Linked DNA regions of Homo sapiens: region 2 is linked to region 1. A link is an interaction called in ENCODE POLR2A ChIA-PET data of the cell type or tissue named here. Cell type or tissue: MCF 10A. All regions are shown on one strand. Links, peaks and the distances in the headings refer to the core of each region. The heading gives the core; the rest is flanking DNA.

The links. Peaks named below come from ENCODE experiments on the same cell type or tissue, not always from the same donor. Only the 100,000 strongest peaks of a DNase experiment are listed, where the experiment ranks them.
Region 2: POLR2A ChIA-PET joins it to region 1 with 5 read pairs; 1 of 35 experiments calls an interaction of 5 or more read pairs at or near these places.

What each region holds. Positions count from the first base shown.
Region 1 is chr17:31,672,407-31,676,797 of GRCh38, reverse strand. No RefSeq gene overlaps it. Among named protein-coding and RNA genes, the nearest start is that of MIR365B, 99 kb to the right of the region's middle. In MCF 10A, for the core only: no CTCF peak of the experiment used is centred there; DNase peaks (open chromatin) are centred at 1,647 and 2,287.
Region 2 is chr17:31,786,805-31,791,195 of GRCh38, reverse strand. No RefSeq gene overlaps it. Among named protein-coding and RNA genes, the nearest start is that of COPRS, 70 kb to the left of the region's middle. RefSeq lists an enhancer at 2,793-3,293. In MCF 10A, for the core only: no CTCF peak of the experiment used is centred there; a DNase peak (open chromatin) is centred at 2,785.

The DNA.
Region 1 (4,391 bases), core at 315-4,314:
CTTTAGAAGTGGCATCTTTGCCAACAAGAGGTGAGGTAGAATGGCCTAGAGGCATCACACCCGAGACCCCAGCTTCCTGCCCCTTTCTGCTCATACCTGGATCATGCTCATTTTCATCCTCCCACCTGTCTCTACTCACCTTTCTCTCTTCCTTCCTCCCCACTCCTCCCTCCTCCCTCCTTCCTCCCATTTTTCTTTTTCTTCTTTCTTTTTTCTTTTCTTTTTTTTTTTTTTTTTGACAGAGTCTCACTCTGTCACCCAGGCTGGAGTACAGTGGTGCCATCTCAGCTCACTGCAATCTCGCCTCCCAGGTTCAAGTGATTCTCTCTGCCTCAGCCTTCCCAGTAGCTGGGATTACAGGTGTCCACCACCATATCCGGCTAGTTAGTTTTTTTTATTTTTAGTAGAGACTGGGTTTCACCATGTTGGCCAGGCTGGTCTCAAACTCCTGACCTCAGGTGATCTGCCCACCTTGGCCTCCCAAAGTGCTGGGATTACAAGCCTGAGACACCGTACCCAGCCCCATTTTTCTTTCATTCTATTTTTTCGTTCTCTCTCTTTCCTATCCTCCCCTCCCTCCCACCTTTCCTTCCTTCCTCCCTCCTTTCCTTTTTCCCTCCCTCCCTATCTTCCTCCCTCCCTCTCTCTTTTTCTCCCTCTCTCCCTCCCTCCCTCCCTCCTGAGAGGTGAAGCCGGCTGGGCTTCTGGGTCAGGTAGGGACTCCAAGAACTTTTCTGTCTATCTATAGGATTGTAAACACACCAATCAGCACTCTGTGTCTAGCTAAAGGTTTGTAAACGCACCAATCAGCACTCTGTAAAAACTCACCAATCAGTGCTCTGTGTCTAGCTAAAGGTTTGTAAATGCACCAATCAGCACCCTGTAAAAATGCACAAATCAGTGCTCAGTGTCTAGCTAAAGGTTTGTAAACGCACCAATCAGCACTCTGTAAAAACAGACCAATCAGCACTCTGTAAAATAGACCAATCAGCGCTCTGTAAAATGGACCAATCAGCAGGATGTGGGTGAGGCCAAATAAGGGAATAAAAGCTGGCCACCCCTCTGGTCACCTTCCAAGTTGTGGAAGCTTTATTCTTTGGCTAGCTGCAATAATTCTTGTTGCTGCTCACTCTTTGGGTCCGCACTACCTTTGTGAGCTGTAACACTCACCACAAAGGTCTGTAGGATCACTTCTGAAGCCAGTGAAATCACGAACCCACCAAGAGGAACAAACAACTCCAGACGTGCCACCTTTAAGAGCTGTAACACTCACTGCGAAAGTCTGTGGCTTCACTCCTGAAGTCAGCGAGACCATGAACCCACCAGAAGGAAGAAACTCTGGACATGTTTGAACATCTGAAGGAACAAACTCCAGACACACCATTTTTAAGAAATGTAACACACACCATGAGTGTCCACAAGTTCATTCTTGAAGTCAGCGAGACCAAGAACCCACGGGAAGGAACCAATGCTGGACACACTCCCTTCTTTCCTTCCCCACTCACTGTGCACTCCTCTGAGCCAAGCCCTGGTATGGAGAAGGTCCTGCCTTCCAGGGGTGCACCTCAGTGCTCTCCACACCTGGCTGAGCATCACAAGCACTTGGACAATCTACTTATTTCTGACATCTGGCTACACTCCAGAGTCTGAGTCAGATTCTCCCAGAGCAGGGCCTGGGCTTGACTATCTTGAAATCACTCCTGAGGTGATTCTGATGCAGCAAGCAGATCTGCACATGGGAGTGGAGAATCACCAGTTTGGAGGAAGTCTTAGGTGTGCTGAGGACAAAGAAAAAGAAGCAATCAACCCTAGGGTATGAAGCAGGAAGGGTCCACTGCTAGGAAACAGGACTTCACAGAGGAGATGACCGAAATCGGTTTTGAGGGATGTATAGGAGTTTGTCAGGAAGGCAGGGTTTGGATGGGAGTAGGAAAGGTGTTTTAGGTAAAGAAAGCAATTTCTACAAAGGCGTGGAGGCAGAAAACAGTGACATATTCGGGAAGCTGTAAAAAATTTAGTGTGGCTGGAGGGTCAGGCAGAGATACAGCTGGAGAAGTGCCAGAGGCAGGTCACCAGCAATGCAACAGCCCAGTTTGTCTTTACGTTTCCTCAGAAAACCCTTTCTGCCCCTTGATCATCATTTTTAGTTTCTGTGGACCCTTTCCCTGCATTTTTTCGAATGCCACGATGCCCAGAGGGACCTGTATTCTGCTGGCATCTAAAACCAGAGGAAATGGAGCCAGGGAATGTCATCCAATCTGAGTCTGTCCAATAGCCAGAAACTTCCCGAGGGGCCTAGGCATACAGCTACTGCGATGAGTAATGCACAGAACCCGCAAGACTAGGGTTTGAATTCCAGCCCTGCCTCTAAGCTGTGGAGCCTGGAATTGGGTATGGAACCATTCTGAACCTCATTTTCTTCTCTTTTCAAAACAGGATAGACACTGGAGGCATGGCTCTCCTGTGTCGATCCGCCAGTGCCTGGCACATTGTAGGCATGAAGCAAATGCAGCCTTCTTCCCTCCTTGCCTACTGCACTACACTCACCCACATCCAGTTGCTTTCCTCTAAGCCTGCAGAGCTGCCAGTTATCTCGGGTTTTTTGTTTTGAGATAAGGTCTCACCCTGCCACCCAGGCTGAGGTGCAGTGGTGTGATCACGGCTCACTGCAGCCTTAAACTCCTAAACTCAAGTGATCCTCCTGCCTTGCCTCTCCAAAAGCTACCACTACAGGCGTGCACCACCTCACCCAGCTAATTAAAAAGAGTATTTCTCATGCCTGTAATCCCAGCACTTGGGAGGCCAAAGCGGGTGGATCATCTGAGGCCATGAGTTTGAGACCAGCCTGGCCAACGTGGCGAAACCCTGTCTCTTCCAAAAAATACAAAAATTAGCCAGACATGGCAGTGTGTGCCTGTAATCCCACCTACTCAGGAGGTTGGGGCACAAGAATCCTTGAATCCGAGAGGTGTAAGGGGCAGTGAACTGAGGTCGTGCCACTGCACTCCAGCCTGGGCGACAGAGTGAGGCCCTGTCTCGAAAAAATTTTGTTCTCTTTTTGGTAGAGATGGGTTCTCGTTTTGTTGTCCATGTTGGACTTGAACTCCTGGCCCCAAGTGACCCTCCCTTCTCAGCCTCTCAAAGTGCTGGGATTACAGGTGTGTGCCAGCGTGCCCAGCTAATAACCTGTTTTTTTCTTTTGTTTTGTTTTGTTTTTTGAGACGGAGTCTCGCTCTGTTGCCAGGATGGAGTGCAGTGGCGTGATCTCAGCTCACTGCTACCTCTGCCTCCTGGGTTCAAGTGATTCTCCTGCCTTAGCCTCCCAAAGTGCTGGGATTACAGGCATGAGCCACCCGGCCGTAACCTGATTTTTAATGACATAATGTCCGGTATTGTTATTTAGATGAAAGCCGCATGACTGTGGTCAAGCCCCTCCTCCTCTGAACCTCAGCTTGCTCATCTGTGAAACGGGAAGAGTCATGTGGCAATGCCCGGGTTTTTGCAAGATCTAGACGTGTTGTCGCTGACCAGCAGCTGTCATCCCTTATGTGACCCTGCTCCCAGGTAACAGTGTGTGTGCAGGGATGAACTCATAACCTCCCTGGCCAATTGTGCCTTTCCTTGGACACTACTGAGTTGGGCCTCACCAGGAGGAGTGGTTTCTTCTGTGGGCAAAGCTGTGAAGGCAAGAGTCTGGAAACTGAGAGAAGACATCTTCCTCCACCACATGGAGAAGATGCTCTGTGATAAGAATCGGGACCACAAACTGGGAAGCAGCTCTGAGGGGCAGAGAGATCCTCAATGCACTTGAGTTCCTGATTCCAGTTCTAGGAGAGGTGAGCCAGACCCCTGCCTTCTTGCCCTTTGCACTTGATGATTACTTTTCTGGAAACTTTCCAGAATAATTTCATCCTTTTGCCTAATTAGTTCAAATTGGTTTTTTGTCTCTGGTACTGAAGACGAATCAGGTTTGTGTTACTAACCCGATTTTCAGGTGAGGAAACTGAAGTGCAGAGAAATCAAGTAGCTTGCCCAAAGTCACTCAGGGGGTAAAATCAGAGAAGGGATTTGGACTCAGGACCACCTTAGCCCAAAGCCCCTCCCCTGCCCTCAGTCCCACTCTGTGTCTTGTAAAACACAGCAGGCTCCCTGGAGAAGCAGCTCTGTTTCTTTCTGAATCAGCAGAAGCCAGTCAGGAAAAGAGAAATCATGCCAGGATCTCAACAGGGGAAATTTAATATGAGGATTTGGTTACACCTGGCAGGAAGAGAAAAAACAGAATACTGAGGAAAACCCAGAGAAAATAACTATAGAAAGCAGCCATCACCTTTAAGGCTGGGGGGATGAAAGGGAAGAAAACAGGAAACTAGGAGCTTGGAAGGGTGGAGCTT
Region 2 (4,391 bases), core at 306-4,305, 110 kb before region 1:
GAATGTGGCAGGTCTTAAAGGAGAGGCAAAAAATATTGTATTGTGAAGGCAATGGGGAGCCATGGAAGGTTCTTGAGTAGAGAGGGGGAATAGCATGGTTTTTTTTTTTTGCCTGCCAGGCAAGTAGTTTTGACAGAAGAGCTAGCCTCAGTATAGTTCAAAGGTCCAGTTTTAGGGCTGGTTTCAGAAGTTGAGATCTAGTGGATACCTTAAAAGAACTGGTATAAAAACTTTTTATTATAGGCCAGGTGCAGTGGCTCATGCTTATAATTCCAACACTTGGGAAGGCAGAGGTGGGAGGACTACCTGAGGCAGGAGTTTGAGACCAGTATGGGCAACATAGCAAGACCCTGTCTCTACAAAAAACAAGAACAAAACTAATCAGGCATGGTGGCGCACACTTGTAGTCCTAACTATTCAGGAGGCTGAGGAGGGAGGATTGCGTGCGCTCGGGAGGTTGAGGCTTCAGTGAGCTATGATCGCGCTGGAGTGCAGCCTGGACAACAGAGTGAGACCTTGTCTCAAAGAAACAAACAAAACCAAACAAAACCACAATACCATTTTCACACCTACAAAAAATGAACATATTCTCTAATATCATGAAATCTCTATTAAGATGTTCATATTCTAATTGTATTATAATTTTGATGACTTTTACACATAAAATTTGTTTTAAAACACTTTAAGTTTCCTTCTTCCATCTAAGAAGATGTCACACTCATCTAGAGACCAGCTCAAGTTCGGCTCAGGGAACATTTAGGTCTTCCTACTGTGTTGCGGTTCACTGACTTTGGAAGTTTCACTGACGATGGTGGAAGTAACGAGTTACAGCACTGGTCCCATCTCGCACTGAGTTGGGTTCAAGCACATCTGGTGAACTAGTGGGGCATCTCTGCACAGTGAACCCGTTAAAGGAAGTGTCAGGAACCAGCCTTGACAGCTTGGCCTAGCAAGCGGAGCAAGGAGTGATGCTGGGTACTGTGTGGCCACTGTCCCTCTGATTTGTCCCTTGGCTTTGTCTCATTTTGAGTGAAAACTGTGAGGACAAATTCTAAAACTGTTTAAGATGTTGGGGGCATGAGCGGAGTAGAGTTGGTACCCCCATAAGAGAAAGGCGGGGAGTGGTGTGGTGCTCTCCACCAGACCCCCTTGGTCAGAGACTGGTAAGGTGGGCAGAGGAGGGGGCAGGATTTCTGTAGGTGCAGTGTCATCACAGGGGAATCCCTGGAGCCAGAGGAGGGGAAATCCCTTCAAACACCACCCAGACACTACCCCGCTTGTTTGTGAGCACATTGGAGATGGCCCCTGGGGAATGCAAGCTACTTGATGAAGGTAGGGAAGTACTGAACACGACTCTGTGAAGGTTCTTATTACCCCACCTTCCATGTGTGAGAACTGAGTTCAAATGGAGGGAAGAGTCACGCAACCAGGAAGCAAGGTGTCTTTTCATTTTTATTTATTTACTTATTTATTTTTTGAGACAGAGTCTCACTCTGTTGCCCAGGCTGCAGTGCATTGGCATGATCTGGGCTCACTGCAACCTCTGCCTGTGGGTTCAGCCTCCCAAGTAGCTGGGATTACAGGTGTGCACCACCACACCCAGCTAATTTTTGTATTTTTATTTATTATTTGTTTATTTATTTATTGAGATGGGGTCTTGCTCTGTTGCCCAGGCTGGAGTGCAGTGGTATAATCTCAGCTCACTGCAACTTCTGCCTCCCCGGCTCAAGTGATCCTCCTACCTCGGCCTCCTTAGTAGCTGGGACTACAGGCCTACTCCAACATGCCTGCTAATTTTTTGTATTTTCAGTAGCGACGGGGTTTTACCATGTTGCCCAAGCTGGTCTTGTGAACTCAAGTGATCTGCCCGCCTCGGCCTCTCAAAGTGTTGGGATTACAGGCGTGAGCCACTGTGTCTGGTCATGAGATGTGTTTAAATTCAAAGCCATCCTTCTCTCACTCTAATAATGGTTGCCACACAGAAGGGGAATGCTTTAGGAGAAGAATGCTGATGGGCTGAGTCTGTATCAGGGACCATCTGGAGACCATAAGCTGTTGCTCATCTTAACCTTCAAAACCATTCTATGAGGTCACTTTTATCCTTATTCTACAGATAGGGAAATGAGGCTCAGTTTTACTAACTTCAAAGCTCACAGTCATGGTCAAAATAGTTCATTGGATATTTCTTGGGAACATTTGGCTTTGGTTCGTGGTTCAGGAAAAAAATTGTCTTTAGATTTTCATTTCAGGGTTCAGAGAGGCTGGTTCTTTCTCATTTGGGGTTCAAGATTTAGTTTGAATATTAGGCCCTAGGAGCCTCTGGTTCTTCATAAGTGTTAAATAGATTAAATGCCATAAAGGTGACATTGAGATACTTGGGCATGTTGGGGCAGTGAGCTTTGGCTCTGGCCCGTGGCTCTAGGAGGATGGTAGCTGGTATCCATCGAGATGGATGGTGGCTGTGGGGTGTGAATGCTGAGTGATGACTTGTATTAAAGTGGATGTGGGCAAATAAAAATGAATTTTGCTTGGAACCACTTTTTATCAGGTGGCTTTCCATGCAGGATGATGTTTCACATGCATAGGCAACCTGGACCTGAGCTGGGGTGGAGTTGGGGCAGACGAGCTGTGTCTTCTCTGCCCTTTCTGATTCCAGGGCGAGGGCTGTGCCAGGAAGTGCTTCTCAGCCACTTCTCCTTAGGCACCTTTAAAGGAGCCTTTCCCCACCCCAGTCTGACTCAGAAAGTGGGGAGAAATGCCAGAGGCAGATGGAGCCAGGCACAGGCCCGGGCAAAACGTGTGAGGCTGAGTGTTTCCAACAGCAAGACACTGGAAGTGATGCAAGTGCTCAGCAGTCAAAAAGGAGAGGATGAAAGCATTCCAGTGCCCAGCCTGCACCTCAGTTGTTGTAATCACGATTCCCTGCCTCCAGTCTGGCAACTCCCCCAGCCATCATTTAATCACTCAGCAAGTATCTATCAAGCACTTATCCTGTACTGGGAAGGGCATGTTGACTGCTACTTGCTCAGCCCCCTGTTTCATTCCCCTGTGACCCTCGAAGATTCCTTTAAGTGACCAGGCAAGCCCTCCATGCCACCACTCCCTAAAAGTAGGCTCCATCTGGGCGGCTTCAGTGTGCAACCTACACAACTGTACACAGGAGCCCTGCCTCAGGCACCCATGGTGTCAATCACAGTCTTACTGCACATATAAGTACTCTGTAAACTGCATGAAGGTTAGGCTATTCCTCTTACTACTATTGTATGAGACGTCTGGGATCCTGTTCTAGAAATGTTCCTGTCATATCTCAATAGACCCCAAGAATTGTCTCCTTGTCTGAAATTTCCTGCAGTCAGCAAGCTTCCTCTCTAGGGTTCCAGGACCTTAGAATCCCCCTCTTCCCCAGCCTCTGCCTTCACTTCCTGCATCCACACAGGGGAAGGGAAGGGAACCCATGCCCTTTTATGTGTCAGGCCCATGCTGAGAAATTTACAGAGTATTCTATTTAATTTTCAACAACTTCTAGAGAAGTAGGTATTGCCACCCCCATTTTAGGATAAACTGAGATTTTTTTCTTTTTTTTTTCTTTAGGGAGAAACTGAAGCTCAAAGACATGAAATCATTTTCTTTAGATCATGCGTATGTGAAGTGGCAGACCCGGATTTGAACTTGAATTCCGTAAGACTTCAAACCCTGAAACTGTGTAGCTTCATATCCTGGCTCTTCTGCCTACTATTGTGTGTACCTTGGGAAATTACTAAATCTCTTGATGCTTCTCTTTCAATCTTGGTAAAATGAGGGCGATAATAATTCTTGCCTCTCCAGGCAGTTAGGAGGATCAAAGGAGTTGAAACAAGTAAAACACTGTGAGACCGGCACACTCAATGAATATTGGCTCTTATCATCATCATCATCATCATCATCATCATCATCATCATCATCATCATTATTACTATTACTTCTCCAAGACACTTACATGACTTGGGATAATTGTTACATTTATAGAAGCAGCCCCAGGATTAAATGCTTCTTCGTCTTGGAAGCCTTGGGCCAATTTGATAACAACGGGCTTTGTATTTTCAAATATGAGAAATATCTAGAATAAACTCCCAAATGTCACAGTGGAGACTCTGTCCAGGCCGGTGATGACTCTTCCAGAGCAGCACAGGGGAGATGAGGGTGTTTTCCAGTGATGTGATTGGGTCACACAGGCCTCAAGTCATCTCTGAAAGAAATAAAAGGGAACTTGGATTTGAAAGGACATGGTGGGTCTTAAGAGATCTCTGCTTATGGTTTAAAAATTGTGTCCAATTTTCATTGCTCCATTGATTTGCGCTTCTTGGAGTTGGTTGGATGAAGTCCTCCTTAGAGGCAGGGGAATGGATTGGATG